Linked DNA regions of Homo sapiens: region 2 is linked to region 1. Evidence: read pairs that join two places in POLR2A ChIA-PET (ENCODE). Cell type or tissue: B cell. All regions are shown on one strand. Each heading gives the region's core, and the rest is flanking DNA. Links, peaks and the distances in the headings are about the cores only. Region 1 overlaps VAV1 (vav guanine nucleotide exchange factor 1). Region 2 has its middle 17 kb from the start of TNFSF14.

Region 1 (8,000 bases), core at 1-8,000:
GTGTGAACATCAGAGTACATTTACATAAACCTAGAGGGTACAGCATACTGCACACCTGGGCTATATGGTATAACCTATTGCTCCTAGCTACAAACCCGTACAGCATGGGACTGCACTGAATACTTACCATTGCATTAAAAGATTGCCTTCTCCTTTTCTTTCTTTTTTCTTTTTTTTTTTTTTTTGGGACGGAGTCTCACTCTATTCCTCAGGCTGGAGTGCAATGACGTGATCTCAGCTCACTGGAACCTCCACCTCCTGGGTTCAAGAGATTCTCCTGCCTCAGCCTCCCGAGTAGCTGGGATTACAGGCACGTGCCACCACATCCGGCTAATTTTTTTGTATTTTTAGTAGAGACAGGGTTTCACCATGTTGACCAGGCTGGTCTTGAACTCCTGACCTCAGATGATCTGCCCGCCTCAGCCTCCCAAAGTGCTGGGATTACACGTGATAGCCACCATGCCCAGGCGATTTCTTATCATTTATACCATATTTTATACAAAGATTTCTTATCTTTCTTTTGAGACAGAGTCTCACTCTGTCACCCAGGCTGGAGTGCATTGGCACGATCTCTGCTCACTGCAACCTCCACTTCTTGGGTTCAAGTGATCCTCCTGCCTCAGCCTCCTGAGCAGCTGGGACTACAGATGCACACCACCAAGCCCACCATTTTTTAAAGTAGAGATGGGGGTCTCACCATGTTGCCCAGGCTGGTCTCAAACTCCTGGCCTCAAGAGACCCTCCCACCTCGGCCTCCCAAAGTGCTGGGATGATAATCGTGAATCATCGTGCTCCACCCAGTCCTCGTGTTTTTATTTTTCAAATTTTAAGACGTTTTATTTTGTCAACCGAAGTGCTAGCCAATCTTTGTGTTTTTGATAGATATTGCCAAATTGTTATCCGTCTGGGATTGTTTCCATATGAATTATTTCAATTATACCACCACATGCCAGAGGACTGGCTTCTCTGCCGCCTCCCCGACAGACGGTTCTGTTGCCAAGATTCTGGAGTTTTGCCAGCTGGATGGGAAATCAGTGGAGCTCATTAAGGCTCAGTTTACATTTTCTCTTATTCTGAGTGAAGCTGAGCCTCTTTCCTTATGTTTAAGAGCTATTTATATTTTCTTCCTGTGATACAATCTCTGTTCATATCACTTGCTTACTATTGTTGCACTTTCTAGAACTACTGACCTTTTCTCTTACTGATTTTTTTTTTTTTTTTGAGGCTGAGTCTTTCTCTGTTGTACAGGCTGCAGTGTAGTGGCGCAATCTCAGCTCACTGCAACCTCCGCCTCCCAGGTTCAAGTGATTCTCGTGCCTCAGCCTCACAAGTAGCTGAGATTACAGGTGTGCGCCAAGATGCCCAGCTAATTTTTGTATTTTTAGTAGAGACAGGGTTTCGCCATGTTGGCCTGGCCGGTCTCAAACTCCTGACCTCGAGTGATCCACCCGTCTTGGCCTCCCAAAGTGCTGGGATTACAGGCATCTCTTACTGATTTTTAGGAGCTCTTTATATATAGGTTGACTTAAATTGCAAGTCAGGTATTTGCTAGCTTTGTGGTCTTGGAGAAAAAAATAATTACTTAACCTATTGGATCCCTGATTGTCTTATCTATAAAACAGGAAATCTATAAAATGAGAATGTTGGCCGTGCACATGGCTCACTCTTGTAATCCCAGCACTTCGGGAGGCTGAGGTGGGGGATCACCTGAGGTCAGGAGTTCAAGACCAGCCTGTCCAACATGGCGAAAGCCCAACTCTACTACAAATACAATAATTAGCCGGGTGTGCTGGTGGGCACCTGTAATCCCAGCTACTCAGGAGACTGAGGCAGAAGAATCCCTTGAACCCAGGAGGCGGAGGTTGTAGTGAGCCAAGATTGCACCACTGCACTCCAGCCTAGGCAACAGAGTGAGACTCCATCTAAAATAAATAAATAAATAAATAAATAAAAATAAAAATAAAATAAAATAAAATGGAAATGTTGACAGTACCTTTATTTCAGAGTTGTGTAAGGATTAAACATGATAAGGTAAATGAAATTCCCAGCATGGCAATTAACATATAGTGAGTGCTAAATGAACGAGAGTCATTATTTTTGTTAATTTAATTCCATTGAGTCCCAGCTGCCTGTAGGCAATGGTATATAAGTCAGGGTACGTATGTTAACTGCTGTAACAAATTGCATCATTTTGCCAGGCACAATGGCTCACGCCTATAATCCCAACACTTTGGGAAGCCAAGGCAAGGCTAATCGCTTGAGGCCAGGAGTTTGAGACTAGCTTGGGCAACATACAAGATCCCCATCTCTACAAAATATATATATATATTAGCAGAGCATGGTGGTGTGTGCCTATGGTCCCGGCTACCTAGGACGCTGAGGCAGGAGGATCACTTGAGCCCAGGAATTGGAGGCTGCAGTGAGCTATAGATCGCGCCGCTGCAGTCCAGCCCGGGTGACAGAGTGAGATCCTGTCTCGGAAGAAAAAAAAAAAAGGCCAGGTGCAGTGGCTCACGCCTGTAATCCCAGCACCTTGGGAGGCCAAGGCAGGTGGATCATGAGGTCAGGAGTTTGAAACCAGCCTGACCAATATGGGGAAATCCGGTTTCTACTAAAAATACATAAATTAGCCAGGCGTGGTGGTGTATGCCTGTAGTCCCAGCTACTCAGGAGGCTGAGGCAGGAGAATGGCTTGAACCTGGGAGGTGGAGGCTACAGTGAGCTGAGATCATGCCACTGCACTCCAGCCTGGTGACAGAGCGAGACTCCGTCTCAAAAAAAACAAAAACAAAAACAAACAAAACCAAACCCTCAAAACACAAAACCAAATTACATGACTTCAGTGATAGTGAGACTTTACTTCTTATTGATGTCACAATTCAGTTTGGGTCAATGTCAGGGGTTGGGGGAGGAGGGCTCTATGTTATAGAGTCTCTCTAGGGCCGAGGCTCCATCATCTCATGGTCTTAGCTTCCCGAAGGCCCTTGGAGTCTTTTCTACTGGGGAAAGAGCGCTATGAAAGAATTTCCCAGGCCAGGCCTGGAAGTGGCGCCATCACCTCCATCCTTTTTTTTTTTTTTTTTTTTTGAGACGGAGTTTTGCCCTTTTCCTCCAGGCTGGAGTGCAATGGCGCGATCTCTGTTCAGTGCATCACGGCAACCTCCGCCTCCCAGGTTCAAGTGATTCTCCTGCCTCAGCCTCCCAAGTAGCTGGGATTACAGGCATGCACCATCACACCTGGCTAATTTTGTAGGGGTTTCTCCATGTTAGTCAGGGTGGTCTCGAACTCCTGACCTCGGGTGATCCACTCGCCTCGGCCTCCCAAAGTGCTGGGATTACAGGCGTGAGCCACCATGCCCTGCCTCCATTCTTGTTATTGGCCAGAACTTGGTCACATGGCTCCATTTAACTACGAGGGAGACTAGGAATGTGGTTAAACTGGAGCTGGGGATAAAAAGGAGATAGGTTGGTTGGACGCAAAGAAGTCACTGCCGTAGAACCTCAGGGTAATGCCTCACTGGCTCCAGAAATGCAGGTATGGAGCGGGTTTCAGGAATGCAGGTCTAGGGCCAGGCATGGTGGCTCATGCCTGTAATCTCAGCACTTTGAGAGGCCGAGACAGGAGGATTGCTTGAGGCTAGGAATTCGAGACCAGCCTGGGCAACATACCAAGGTCCCGTCTCTACAAAAAATAAAAAAATAAGCCCGGCATGGTGGTGCACGCCTATAGTCTCAGCTACTCAGGAAGTTGAGGCAGGAGGATCGCTTGAGCCCAGGAGTTTGATGCTGCAGTGAGCTATGATTGTGCTACCACTGTACTCCAGACTGGACAAAAGAGTAAGACCCTGTCTCTAAATATATCTATGCAGGTCTGTGGAAATCTCAATGGGATGTAGAATAAGAAGGACCTGAGCCAAGGCCATGGGGGAGGAATTCAGCTGGGGATGAGGGAGCTGGGTGATAGCAACTTCAGCAAAATGGGTTGGGCTGATTGGAAAACCTCCTCTTACCTTGCCTGCTAGGGCCAACAGGAGGGGCATCTAGGAGGGTCAGCACTTGGCACCATCCCTTTCCATTCCATTCTGTTCCTTTTTTTTTTTTTTTTTTGAGACAGAGTTTCACTCTCTCTCCCAGGCTGGAGTGCAGTGGCACAATCTTGGCTCACGGCAGCCTCCGCCTCCCGGGTTCAAGCGATTCTCCTGCCTCAGCCTCCTGAGTAGCTGGGATTACAGGCAAGTGCCACCACACCTAGCTGATTTTTGTATTTTTAGTAGAGACGGGGTTTCACCATGTTGGCCAAGCTGGTCTCCAACTCCTGGCCTCAAGTGATCTACCCGCCTCGGCCTCCCAAAGTGCTGGGATTACAGACGTGAGCCACCATGCCCAGCCTCCATTCTATTCTATTCACTGACCTCCTCTCTTGGTCCAGTGCTGGGAAATGTCACCTTTCAGGACTTTCACAGAGATGCTAGAAATCTCTGTCCCTTCCCTACTCACAGCCCTTCCCTGGTTCCCCACTGCCCTTGGTGAAAAAGACAAAATCCTCACTGTAGCCCACAAGGGCTTATGCATTTGGCCTCTGTCCATCTCTCAGCCCTTCCCTGCTCCCTCTCTACCCATTGCTCTCTGCACCGCAGCCAAATCGGCCACCCAGCACAATCCAGCCTCAGGGCCTTTGCACTGGCTCTTCCTTCTTCAGGGATTTCTCTTCCCTCAGGTATACACGGTGAGTGTTCTCTTATCTCCTTCAGGTTTCTCTTTCTCTCTCTCTCTGTCTTTTTTCGGAGAAGGGGGTCTTGCTCTATTGCCCAGGCTGGAGTGCAGTGGTGTTATCATAGCTCACTGCAGCCTCCAACTTCTGGGCTCAAGTGATCCTCTCGCCTCTGCCTCCCAAAGTGCTCGGATACAGACATGAGCCACTTCACCTTTTTCTTTTTTCTTTGTTTTAACGGGGTCTCTGTCTATTGTCCAGGCTGGAGTGCAGTGACATGATCTCAGCTCACTGCAACCTCTGCCTCTTGGATTCAAGTGATTCTCCTGCCTCAGCCTCCCAAGTAGCTGGGATTACAGGCATGTGCCACCATGCCTGGCTAATTTCTGTATTTTTAGTAGAGACGGAGTTTCACCATGTTGGCCAGGCTGGTCTCAAACTCCTGACTTCAGGTGATCTGCCCGCCTCAGCCTTTCAAAGTGCTGGGATTACTGATGTGAGCCACTGCACATGGTCAGTGGCCAGGTTTCTTTCTTTCTTTCTTTCTTTTTTTTTTTTTTTTGAGATAGAGTCTTGCTCTATCGCCCAGGCTGGAGTGCAGTGGCACGATCTCAGCTCACCGCAACCTCTGCCTCCTGGGCCCAAATGATTCTCCTGCCTCAGCCTTCCGAGTAGCCAGGATTATAGGGACGCACCACCACACCCAGCTAATTTTTGTATTTTTAGTAGAGATGGGGTTTCACCATGTTGGCCAGCTGGTCTTGAACTCATGACTTCAAGTGATCCGCCCGTCTCGGCCTCCCAAAGTGCTGGGATTACAGGTAATGAGCCACCGCGCCCAGCCCAGATTTCTTATCTGAGAGATCTTCCACTGTTTCTAGATATAAAATCATAGATTTCGCCCTCCCAACTTCCCATTCTCTTTCATGTTTTATTTTTCTCCATAGCACTTAGTGCTCTCTGACCTGTCATAGTTTTTACTTATTTGCTTATTACCTGTTTTCCACACTCAAATGTCAAGGCAAGGATTTTTGTCTATTTTACGTCCCCCAGTGCTTTAGAACACCACCTGGCACATAGTACGGAATCAATTAATTTATTCATTTATCATATGAATATATGATTCTAATTGCTTCATTCATTCGCTTAACACAGGGGCTGGCAAATGATAACTCATGGGCCCAAGCTGCCTCGTGTTTTAAAAATTATCTTAGCTTGTATCTGTAGTCCCAGCTACCCGGGAGGCTGAGATGGGAGGATCGCTTGAGCCCAGGAGTTTGAGGCTGCAGTGAACTATGATCCTGCCACTGCACTCCAGCCTGGGCAACACAGCAAGCCCGTCCCTGTAAAATAAATTAATTTAAAAAATTAAAAATGAAAATTATGGCTGGGTGCAGTGGCTCACGCCTGTAATCTTAAGACATTGGGAGGCTGAGGCAGGAGGATCACTTGAGCCCAAAAGTTTGAGATCAGCCTGGGCATCCTGGCAAAACCCCATCTCTATAAAAAATATAAAAATTACCTGGGTGTGATGGTGTGCGCCTATAGTCCCAGCTACTCAAGAGGCTGAGGTGGAAGGATCACTTCAGCCTGGGAGATGGAGGTTGCAGTGAACCACGATTGCACCACTGCACTCTAGCCTGAGCAACAGAGACAGGGTCTCAAAACAAAATGAAACAAAACAAAATAAAAATTATTTTATTTATTTACTTTTCTTGGTATTGATTTGACGTTTACTATTTTTATATTTTATTATTATTATTTTTGGTATTCCGCATATTCAGAAAAACTTCTCTAGTAACAATCTATATAAAAATGATCCCTGAAAGTAGAGTCTTACTGCCTTATTTTGAAAATAAAATTTAACCAATACACGGTCAGGCCCATTTGTTGACACGCTGTCTATTTTTTTTTTTTTTTGAGATGGAGTCTTGCTCTGTCATCCAGGCTGGAGTGCAGTGGCCTTCAGGTCTGGCTGGATCCAGGGGCTCAGGCAATATCTCAGGACACCTCCTCCCCACCCTTGGTCTTTCCATCTCTCTCTCTCTATTTTTTGTTTGTTTGCTTTTTTGTGTTTTGAGACAGGGTCTCACTCTGTCACCAAGGCTGGAGTGCAGTGGTGCGATCTTGGCTCACTGCAACCTCCATCTCTTGGCCTCCAGTGATCTTCCCACCTCAGCCTCCTGAGTAGTTGGGACTACAGGTGCACACCACAATGCCAGGCTAATTTTTGTATTTTTAGTAGAGATGGGGTTTCACCAAGTTGGCAAGGCTGGTCTTGAACTCCTGACCTCAAGCAATCTTCCCCGCCTTGGCCTCCAAAAATGCTGGGATTGCAGGCGTGAGTCACCGCACCCAGCCCTCCATCTCTTAACTCTGCTTTCTTGTGGGTGTTTTCCTCCATCCTCAATCATTCTTTTCCCTCATGGAGGCAGATGAGGGTGACCAACTACTCCAGATTTATTTATTTATTTATTTATTTATTTATTTATTTATTTAAAGTCTAAGTTTTGCTCTGTCACACAGGCTGGAGTGCAATGGCATAGTCATAGCTCCCTGCAGCCTCAAACTTCTGGGCTCAGGAGATTCTCCTACCTCAGCTTCCCAAGTAGTTGGGACTAATAGGTGTGCGTCACCATGCCCAACTGTTTTTTTAATGTTTTAAAAACATTAAAACACAGCCAGACATGGTGGCTCACACCTGTAATCCCAGCACTTTGGGAGGCCGAGGCAGGTGGATCACGAGGTCAGGAGATCGAGACCATCCTGGCTAACACGGTGAAACCCCGTCTCTACTAAAAAATACAAAAAATTAGCCGGGTGTGGTGACGGGCACCTGTAGTCCCAGCTACTTGGGAGGCTGAGGCAGGAGAATGGCGTGAACCTGGGAGGTGGAGCTGGCAGTGAGCCGAGATCCCGCCACTGCACTCCAGCCTGGGTGACAGAGCAAGACTCCGTCTCAAAAACAAACAAACAAACAAAAAAACATTAAAACATTCAATGGAGATGGACCTCACTGTGTTGCTCAGGCTGATATGGAACTTCTGGCCTCAAATGATCCTTCTGCCTCAGCCTCCCAAAGCTCTTAGATTACAGGAATGAGCCACCACATCCAGCCTGCTCTAAATTTATATTCTCATCACTCTGAGTTCGATGGAAAATAGGGGGGTTGGCTTTCTGGTCACTGAAGCCAAGGTCCTAGCATTATCCTTCGTTGAACATGATTCTTTTTATTTTATTATTATTATTATTATTATTATTATTATTATTATTTTGAGACTGAGTCTTG
Region 2 (9,009 bases), core at 602-8,601, 130 kb before region 1:
GTTCAATTCTGGGAGACAGAGGGAGATTTAAATACCCTGTAAGGGAGATTAAAACGCCCTGTGGGTGAAGCTAGACTCTGGGGAATTGGTTTTATTAAGGAAATGTCATTTCGTTGAACGTGATCATGGCGGCATGGTTTTATACGTACATGGAGGAGATATACCTTTTATCCCTTGGAGATACATTCAAAATATTCAAGGGGGGATGTGAAATGGGATGATATCTGAAATAATATCAAATTTAGAAAGAGGGTAGTTGATAAAGTCAGCGTGGCAGGACATTGAAACTATTGAAATGAAGTGATGAATTTATGGGAGTTTCTTAGACAATTTTCCTCTTTTTTGTGCATGTTCATAAATTGCCCTAATAATTTATTTATTTTTTTGAGACAGGGTTTCACCCCTGTTGCCCAGGCTGGAGGGCAGTGGCACAACCTTGGCTCACTGCAACCTCCGCCCCTGCCAGGCTTAAGCGATTCTCCTGCCTCAGCCTCCCGAGTAGCTGGGACTGCATGTGCATGCCACCACACCCAGCTTATTTTTGTATTTTTTGTAGAGACAGGGTTTTGCGATGTTGCCCAGGCTGGTCTTGAAGTCCTGGGCTCAAGTGATCCGCCCTCCTTGGCCTCCCAAAGTGCTGGGATTACAGATGTGAGCCACCGTGCCCGGCCCTAATAAGTTTTTGTAAAAATCTCTAGGCATTAACAATTTTTAAAAAGTATTCTAATGGTCTTCCATTAGAAATCTTCCATTACACTTAAAATAAAATTCTAATGGCTTATACAAAGTCCTTCCTCTTCTGTCTCCTCCACCCCTCTGGCCACTGCTCACTGCACCCCGCCCTCCTCCTCACTCTTCACCTCTGGACTCCAGAGACTCTGGGTTTCCTTTGATTCCTGGATGTCTTCAAGCTCCTTCCTGCTTCAGAGCCTCTGCACAAGCTGCTCCCTTTGCCTAGAGCCCTCGGCCCTCCAGTCTTTGTTTTATCAACTCAAAGGTTAAATGTCAGAATCCTTTGCATTCCCAAATCCTGGTCATGAGCCATGTTATCTAAGGATATTCAAGGATTCCAAACTCAAATGCTTACAGGGGCCAAGTAATTGGTGTAAACATGTAAAGTAAGCTGGATTCTGTTTTTAACACTCATAGGCACACACCTTGATTATTTAAAATATAGAAAACATTCTTTATTTGCCACAAAGGACTGTTATGGCAGACAGAATAAGGCAATTTCTCCCCAACCCCACACCTCAAGATGTCCACATCCTACTCCTTAGGATCTATGGATATGTTTGTTTCCTTACACAGCAAAAGAGATTTAGTAGATGTGATTAAGTAAAGGACCTTATCCTGGGTTATGTGGGTAGGTCCAACCTAGTCAAAAGGATTTTTGTTTTTTGTCCTTTTTTTTTTTTTTTGGTAAGTGACAGGGTATCACTGTTGCCCAGGCTGGGGTGCAGTGGTGCGATCATGGCTCACTGCAGCTTTGGACTCCTAGGCTCAAGCAATCCTCCCATCTCAGCCTCCCAAGTAGCTGGAACTATAGGCATGCACCACCACACCTGGCTAATTTTTGATTTTTTATACAGACATGGTCTCACTATGTTGCCCAGGCTGATCTTAAACTCCCGGACTTAAGCGATCCTCCTGCCTCAGCTTCCCAAGTAGCTGGAAGTACAGGCATGCACTACCACTCCTGGCTATTTTTTTTTTTTGAGACAGTGTCTTGCTCTGTTGCCCAGGCTGGAGTGTAGTGGTGTGATCTCAGCTCACTGCAGCCTCCACCTTCTGGGCTCAACTGATCCTCCCACCTCAGCCTCCTGGGTAACTGAGACTACAGGTGCATGCCACTATGACTGGCTAATTAAAAAAAAAATTTTTTTTTTGTAGAGATGGGGTCTCACCATGTTACCCAGGCTGGTCTCAAACTTCTGGCCTCAAGTGATCCTCCCAACTCAGTCTCCCAAAGTGCTGGAATTACAGGCATGAGCCACCATGCTCAGTCTAATTTTTTTTTAATGTTAATTTTTGTAAAGATGATGTCTCAGTATTTTGCCCAGGCTAGTCTTGAACTCCTGGCCTCAAGTGATCCTCCCATCTCAGTCCCCCAAAATGCTGGAATTACAGTTGTGAGCCACCACACCTGGCCTATTTTTGTTTTTTTAATTTTAATGTTTGTAGAGATGAAGTATCACTATGTTGCCCATGCTGGTCTTGAACTCCTGGCCTCAAGTGAGCCTCCCCTCCTTGGCCTCCCAAAATGCTGGGATTATAGCAGTTCCCAGTCAGAGATTCCTATAAAATGGAGGCAGGAAGGGATCAGAGTCCAAGAAAGAGGTGATAATGGGAGCAGTGGAGGGAGAGAGAGAGATATTTGAAGGCGTTATACTTCTGGCTTTGAAGACAGAGGAAGGTGGACATGAACTAGGGATGGATGGTGGCCTCCAGAAGTGAGAAAAGGCAGGAAAAGGCTGGGTGCAATGGCTCACGCCTGTAATCACAACACTTTGGGAGGCCAAGGTGGGTGGATCACCTGAGGTCAGGAGTTTGAGACCAGCCTGATCAACATGGTGAAACCCCGTCTCTACTAAAAACACAAAAATTAGCTGGGCATGGTGGTGGGCACCTGTAGTCCCAGCTACTCGGGAGGCTGAGGCAGGAGAATCACTTGAACCCGGGAGGCGGAGGTTGCAGTGAGCCGAGACCATGCCATTGCACTCCAGCCTGGGTGACAGAGTGAAACTCCGTCTCAAAGAAAAAAAAAAAAAAAAAAAGAAAGAAAAGAAAAGAAAAGTCAGGAAAATGAATTATTCCCTAGAACTCCCAGAAAAAAATACAGCTCTGCTGATACTTTGATTTTAGCCTCTTAAGACTCATTTTGGACTTCTGGCCCCTAGACCTGTAAGAAAATAAAATAGTGTTGTTTTAAGCCACTAAGTTTGTGATCATGTGTTTCAGCAGCAGCAGGGAACTAATAAAACGATGAACTCTCCTTTTTCTTAAAACTTTGGTCATCTCAGGCTGTTATATATTTTCTCACCTTTGATGGAGAAGTGACAACTTCTCTGTGCCTGGATTTCCCCATCCATAAAATAGGAGTCAAAATAGTACCTCCCTGCAAGGTTATTGTGAGAATTAAATAAGTTAAAGTGAATGAGTAACACTTATCATGGTGCATAGTGAGTACTCCAGAAATGTGAAGTATAATTAATATTACTATTACTTAAAAACAACAGCACAAGTATGATGATGAAAGGCGACTGGCATTCAGCCTCAGTGTGAGAGACAACTGGGAGTGGTGGGGACTGTGGTGAGCTGCTGAGCCCATGCCCTATCCAAAGGAGACAGCCACTATCCAACCTGGGCTGTTGTCACAGCTTCTACCTCCCCAAGAAAACCCAGAAATCTGGATTTGTCCATGTCTATGTGAAAATTTTCTTTTTTCTTTTTTTTTTTTTTGAGATGGAGTCTTGCTCTGTCTCCCTGTCTGGAGTGCAGTGGTGCAATCTTGGCTCACTGCAACTTCCACCTCCTGGATTCAAGCAATCTTCCTGTCTCAGCCTCCCGAGTAGCTGGGACTACAGGCACATATCCATATGCCTGGCTTGTGGGTGAAACACCCATAGGGTTTCACCATATTGGTTAGGCTGGTCTCGAATTCCTGACCTCAGGGGATCCACCCACTTCAGCCTGCCAAAGTGCTGGGATTACAGGCGTGAGCCACCCACGTGCAAAATTTTTGAATATTTATATAATGGTTACCAATTCCCATTTAAAAAACACACTAGATGTGGCCTGTGAATGTAAGGCCACTTTTGATGTAATAACTGAAAAGAATCAGAAATTTAAATGTGCACATGATTACAGCATGCTTACAAAAAGAATAGCTACGAAGGATTCAAGAGCTCACTGTGGGCCAAGCTCTGTAAAAGTACCTAAGGGTTCAAGCCATGTAATCTCACAATAAGCAGGGTAAGGTAGAGGCCACTTTTCATCGTCTTTTAAAGATGAGGAAACTGAGGCCCAGAGATGCCAAGGATGAATACTAAGGTCACCCATCTGGGAAGTGACAGAGTGGGGATTTGACCTCAGGGGGTCTGGCTTGTAAAGGAACATAGAAAATATCAGAACCCTCAACCTCTTTGTGCAAAAGGGAAGGCTAAGCTTGGAGGCTGAGTCATTGTCACATCCTCATCCAATGAATAGCTGTCACTGGTTTTATGTATCAGCTATATCCCCCCACCCCCAAAAGTAAAAGGCCTCAGGCATCTATGAAGGGCTAATCCCCACAGATCTTTCCTCAGGAAATTCTTTGCTGGCTTCCTATAAACAAGAACATGAAAATGTTAACTTTAGGTCTGCAATCTAAAGCTAAAGTCTGTTCCATTTCACAGTGACAACGTCAATTACAAGCTTATCTTCCCAGGTGAAAGACAAAGACAAGACAAGATTAGTCATTGCTCCCTTCCTCTTCAAACATTCACCTTAGCTTATGTAAAATGTAGATTTACTGGGCACTAACTAAAGTCTCATAAGAATGTAAGGGTTTGCCTTACTGCCTACCTGCCTTTCTTCCTCAGTGCCATTCCCCTCTTTAAGGAAATGTGTAGGCCGGGCACGGTGGCTGATGCCTGTAATCCCAGCACTTTGGGAGGCCGAGGCAGGTGGATCACCTGAGGTCAGTCAGGAGTTCGAGACCAGCCTGGCCAACATGGCAAAACCTCGTCTCTACTAAAAATACAAGAATTAGCCGGGCATGGTGGCGGGCTCCTATAATCCCAGCTACTTGGGAGGCTGAGGCAGGAGAATTGCTTGAACCCAGGGGGTGGAGGTTGCAGTGAGCCGAGATCATGCCACTTCACTCCAACCTGGGTGAAAGAGCAAAGCTCCGTCTCAACAAAAAAAAAAAAAAAAAAAAAAAGGCCGGGCGCAGTGGCTCAAGCCTGTAATCCCAGCACTTTGGGAGGCCGAGGCGGGTGGATCAGGAGATCAGGAGATCGAGACCATCCTGGTTAACACGGTGAAACCCCGTCTCTACTAAAAATACAAAAAAAATTAGCCGGGTGTGGTGGCGGGCGCCTGTAGTCCCAGCTACTCGGAAGGCTGAGGCAGGAGAATGGCGTGAACCTGGGAGGCAGAGCTTGCAGTGAGCCGAGATCCCGCCAGTGCACTCCAGCCTGGGCAACAGAGCGAGACTCCGTCTCAAAAAAAAAAAGAAAAGAAAAGAAAAGAAAAGAAAAATGTGTAAATATGAAACCTCCTGAAACTTCTTTGGAAAAACAGCCACAGAGGCAACTGTGGCTGGTGATTTTCCCAGATGTGTGCTAAAGCTGGCTTCAGAAACCTTGATCAATTGACTCTTGCCCCTGTCTCACATTCTGGTCATCAGGCTCCAGGATAAGAACCATCCTGCTTCTCTGCAACGATGCGTCTCAAGTGTTCAAATGCTGTGGCATTCCCCAGGAGGAACATAGCGTCCTACTATGAGATTAATCATTTGTTTTCTTGGCCAGGCATGGTGGCCTGTAATCCCAACACTTTGGGAGACCGAGGCAGGTGGATCACCTGAGGTCAGGAGTTCAAGACCAGCCTGGTCAACATGTTGAAACCCCATCTCTACTAAAACTACAAAAAAAAAAAAAAAAAAAAAAATTAACCAGATATGGTAGCGTGTGCCTGTAATCCCAGCTACTCAGGAGGCTGAGGCAGGGGAATTGCTTGAATCTGGGAGGCGGAGGTTGCAGTGAGGCAGGATCGCGCCACTGCACTCCAGTCTGGACGACAGAGTGAGACTGAGTCTCAAAATAATAATAATAATAATTTGTTTTCTCATCATTGCTTCTTTACTTCTACCACCTCTTGGTCTTGGCAAGAGATGAAGAGGGGGGAGGATTTCCTGCCCAGGGGGTGGGGGTAGGGTGAGGACGGTGGACTTCAGGTCCTGAGGAAGAGCTGATGGTGGTGGTGGGTTGGTGGGTGCGGTAAGGAGGCAATCTGAAAAGAAGCTGGAGCGCAGGAGGCGAAAAGAGGAAATGAGGTAGATAAACTTCTCAGAAGTGAAAAGTAGGTTAGCAGCCTGGTATAGGAGGTCTCTGTCCCTATACTTTATTGAAGGTCAAGTACGGGTGTACAGTCTCTTGTTGCACCAGCTTCTGTCTTTGTGGGGTTTTTCCTTGTTCTCCTCCCATCTTTTCCTCCCCTCCCTGTCTTTCCTTTCTCTCCTCTCTTTCCCCTTCATCTCCTTCCCCTCTCCACTCCTCCTCTGGCTCTCCCCTTTTTTCCCTCTCCATCCTCCTCCTCCTCCTCCTGCCACCTCCTCCTCCTTTCCCCCTCTTTCTTCATCTGCCCTTCCCCATCTCTTTCCATCCTCCTCCTCACCCACGTCTCCTTCTTCCTCTCTCTCCAGCTCCTCCAGGTTGAGAGACGCCTCCCAGAATGATTTTTGGAGGCTAAACTTAGCAAGAGGTTCCATCCCCACGCGGAAGTTGGTAGCTGCTGGTGACTTTTATCAATACATGCTCTCCACACCTTGGTTTCCTCATCAAAGCCACAGAAACAGAAAGACTGTGATGAGAGTGAAGGAAACTCCAGCGGGGGTTGGGGCCAGGCGCTGGGGGCTCTCCTACCTCCCACCAGCCCAGCAAGGGCAGGGAAGGCAGGAAACTGCCCTGAATCCACTGCGTACCCTTGGCAGAGGTAAAGGGCATCCTTGCCTCTCTCGGTCCACAGTTCTGCGTCTAAGATGTGCAGACAGTAACAGCTCCTGCCCGAAGCCAAAAGATGCATATAAATGTATAACTCACACAAGACGCCTAGGCCTTGAATAGGCCGGGCACGGTGGCTCAAGCCTGTAATCCCAGCAGTCTGGGAGGCTGAGGGGGGTGGATCACCTGAGGTTGAGAGTTCGAGACCAGCCTGGCCAACATGGTGAAACCCCGTCTCTACTAAAAATACAAAAAGAAAAAAAAAATTAGCTGGTTGTGGTGGGCGCCTGTAATCCCAGCTACTGGGAGGCTGAGGCAGGAAAATCACTTGAACCCGGGAGGCAGAGGTTGCAGGTTGCAGTGAGCTGAGATCACAACATTGCACTCCAGCCTGGGAGACAGAGGGAGACTCAGCCTCAAAAAAAAAAAAAAAAAGAAAGAAAGAAATTCATTTATGTTTCATATATACCTTGTACACATAGACTGAAGATAATTTCATAAAATAGTATTAATAATTTTGTGCATGACACAAAGTTGGTGTACACTGAACCATTTGAAAGCAAAGGTCACTGTCTCAGCCACCCATGTGGACAATCTGTGGTTGCTTGGCATCATCATCATTCCTTTTATTTATTTATTATTTTTATTTTTATCTTTTTTTGAGACAGAGTTATGCTCTGTTGCCCAGGCTAGAGTGCAATGGCGTGATCTCAGCTCACCGCAACCTCCACCTCCTGGATTCAAGCGATTCTCTTGCCTTAGCCTCCCAAGTAGCTGGGATTACAGGCACGTGCCACCATGCCCAGCTAATTTTGTATTTTAGTAGAAATGAGGTTTCACCATGTTGACCAGGCTGGTCTCGAGCTCCTGACCTCAGGTGATCCACCTGCCTCGGCTGGAATTCCAAAGTGCTGCGTTGTAACCGGGCAAGTTATAGAGAAACGCCACACTCTTAGACTAATTAAGGAGTCCTTTATTAGCCGGCGACTGAGAGATGGCTAGCGCTCAAAATTCTCTCAGCCCCGAAGAAGGGGCTAGGTTTCTTTTTATACCTTGGTTTAGAAGGGGAGGAGGGAGCAGAGCTGAAGCAATTTTATGGAAGCAAAACAGGCAAGAAAATTAAAAAGATAAATGGTAAAAGGAAAACAAACAGTTCCAGGTGCAGGGGCTTTAAATCTATCACAAGGTGATAGACGCGGGGGCTTTGGGTGCTATCAACCGGACGAATTCCTGGGAATTGTGGATATAGCTTGTCACAGTATCTTATCAGTAATCGCATTCTTGGATGTGCTGGGAGTCAGCTTAAGTCCTTGAGGAAGGGGGGTGGGTGAGGGACTGCAAATGAAGGAGCCAAAATGGAGTCTGTCTGGCTTTCTCAGCTAAGGGAGGGTCAATCAGGTTAAAAACAAGGTAGGGTATGACATTCCCCACTCGTGTTTTGGGGAATCGAATCATTGATTCCTCGGTTATAACAAGGGGGTTATATTGGGTCCTAAGATACATAAGTTTGACAGAAGCTATGCGCTGCTTTATAAAGTTAAGAACCCATTTAATACACAAGGCCTGAAGACTAACAAGAGGAGGAGAATGGGTCCTGCCAATCCAGTAATGAGAGTCGTCAGCCATGGATTCCAATTAAGCATGTTTTGGTACCAGGGGGTGTTATTTTCTCGTTTTTGCTGGCATCTATCTAGATTTTCTCGAACTTTTTGGAGAGTATCTTTTATGACTCCAGACTGATTGGCATAGAAACAACGACTCTCTCCTAGAGCTGTGTGTAGCCCTCCTTGGGAGAGAAATAGCAGATCTAAGCCTCGGCGGTTTTGAAGAACTACTTCAGCTAGAGACTCTACCTGGGTATGCAGTATATTTATGGCTGATTGGAGATTGCTTAAATTAGCATCTACTTGTTTTTTTTTTTTTTGAGACAGAGTCTCGCTCTGTCACCCAGGCTGGAGTGCAGTGGTGCAATCTCAGCTCACTGCAAGCCCCGCCTCCCGGGTTCACGCCATTCTCCTGCCTCAGCCTCCCAAGTAGCTGGGACTACAGGCGCCCGCCACCACGCCCGGCTCGTTTTTTGTATTTTTAGTAGAAACGGGGTTTCACCGTGTTAGCCAGGATGGTCTTGATCTCCTGACCTCGTGATCCACCTGCCTTGGCCTCCCAAGGTGCTGGGATTACGGGCATGAGCCACCGCGCCCGGCCAGCATCTACTTGTTGAGACAGGGACATTAGTCCGGTCTCTCCTTGAACCAGGGCAGCCGTGCCAATGGCTGCTGATCCAGCTATGCTAAGGCCGGCCAGA

What was found. Peaks named below come from ENCODE experiments on the same cell type or tissue, not always from the same donor. Only the 100,000 strongest peaks of a DNase experiment are listed, where the experiment ranks them.
Region 2: POLR2A ChIA-PET joins it to region 1 with 11 read pairs; 2 of 35 experiments call an interaction of 5 or more read pairs at or near these places.

What each region holds. Positions count from the first base shown.
Region 1 is chr19:6,780,405-6,788,404 of GRCh38, forward strand. All of the region lies in intron 1 of VAV1 (vav guanine nucleotide exchange factor 1), which reads left to right. Among named protein-coding and RNA genes, the nearest start is that of VAV1, 12 kb to the left of the region's middle. RefSeq lists a silencer at 2,301-2,473. In B cell, for the core only: no CTCF peak of the experiment used is centred there; no DNase peak of the experiment used is centred there; H3K27ac peaks cover 995 bases.
Region 2 is chr19:6,648,516-6,657,524 of GRCh38, forward strand. No RefSeq gene overlaps it. Among named protein-coding and RNA genes, the nearest start is that of TNFSF14, 17 kb to the right of the region's middle. In B cell, for the core only: no CTCF peak of the experiment used is centred there; no DNase peak of the experiment used is centred there.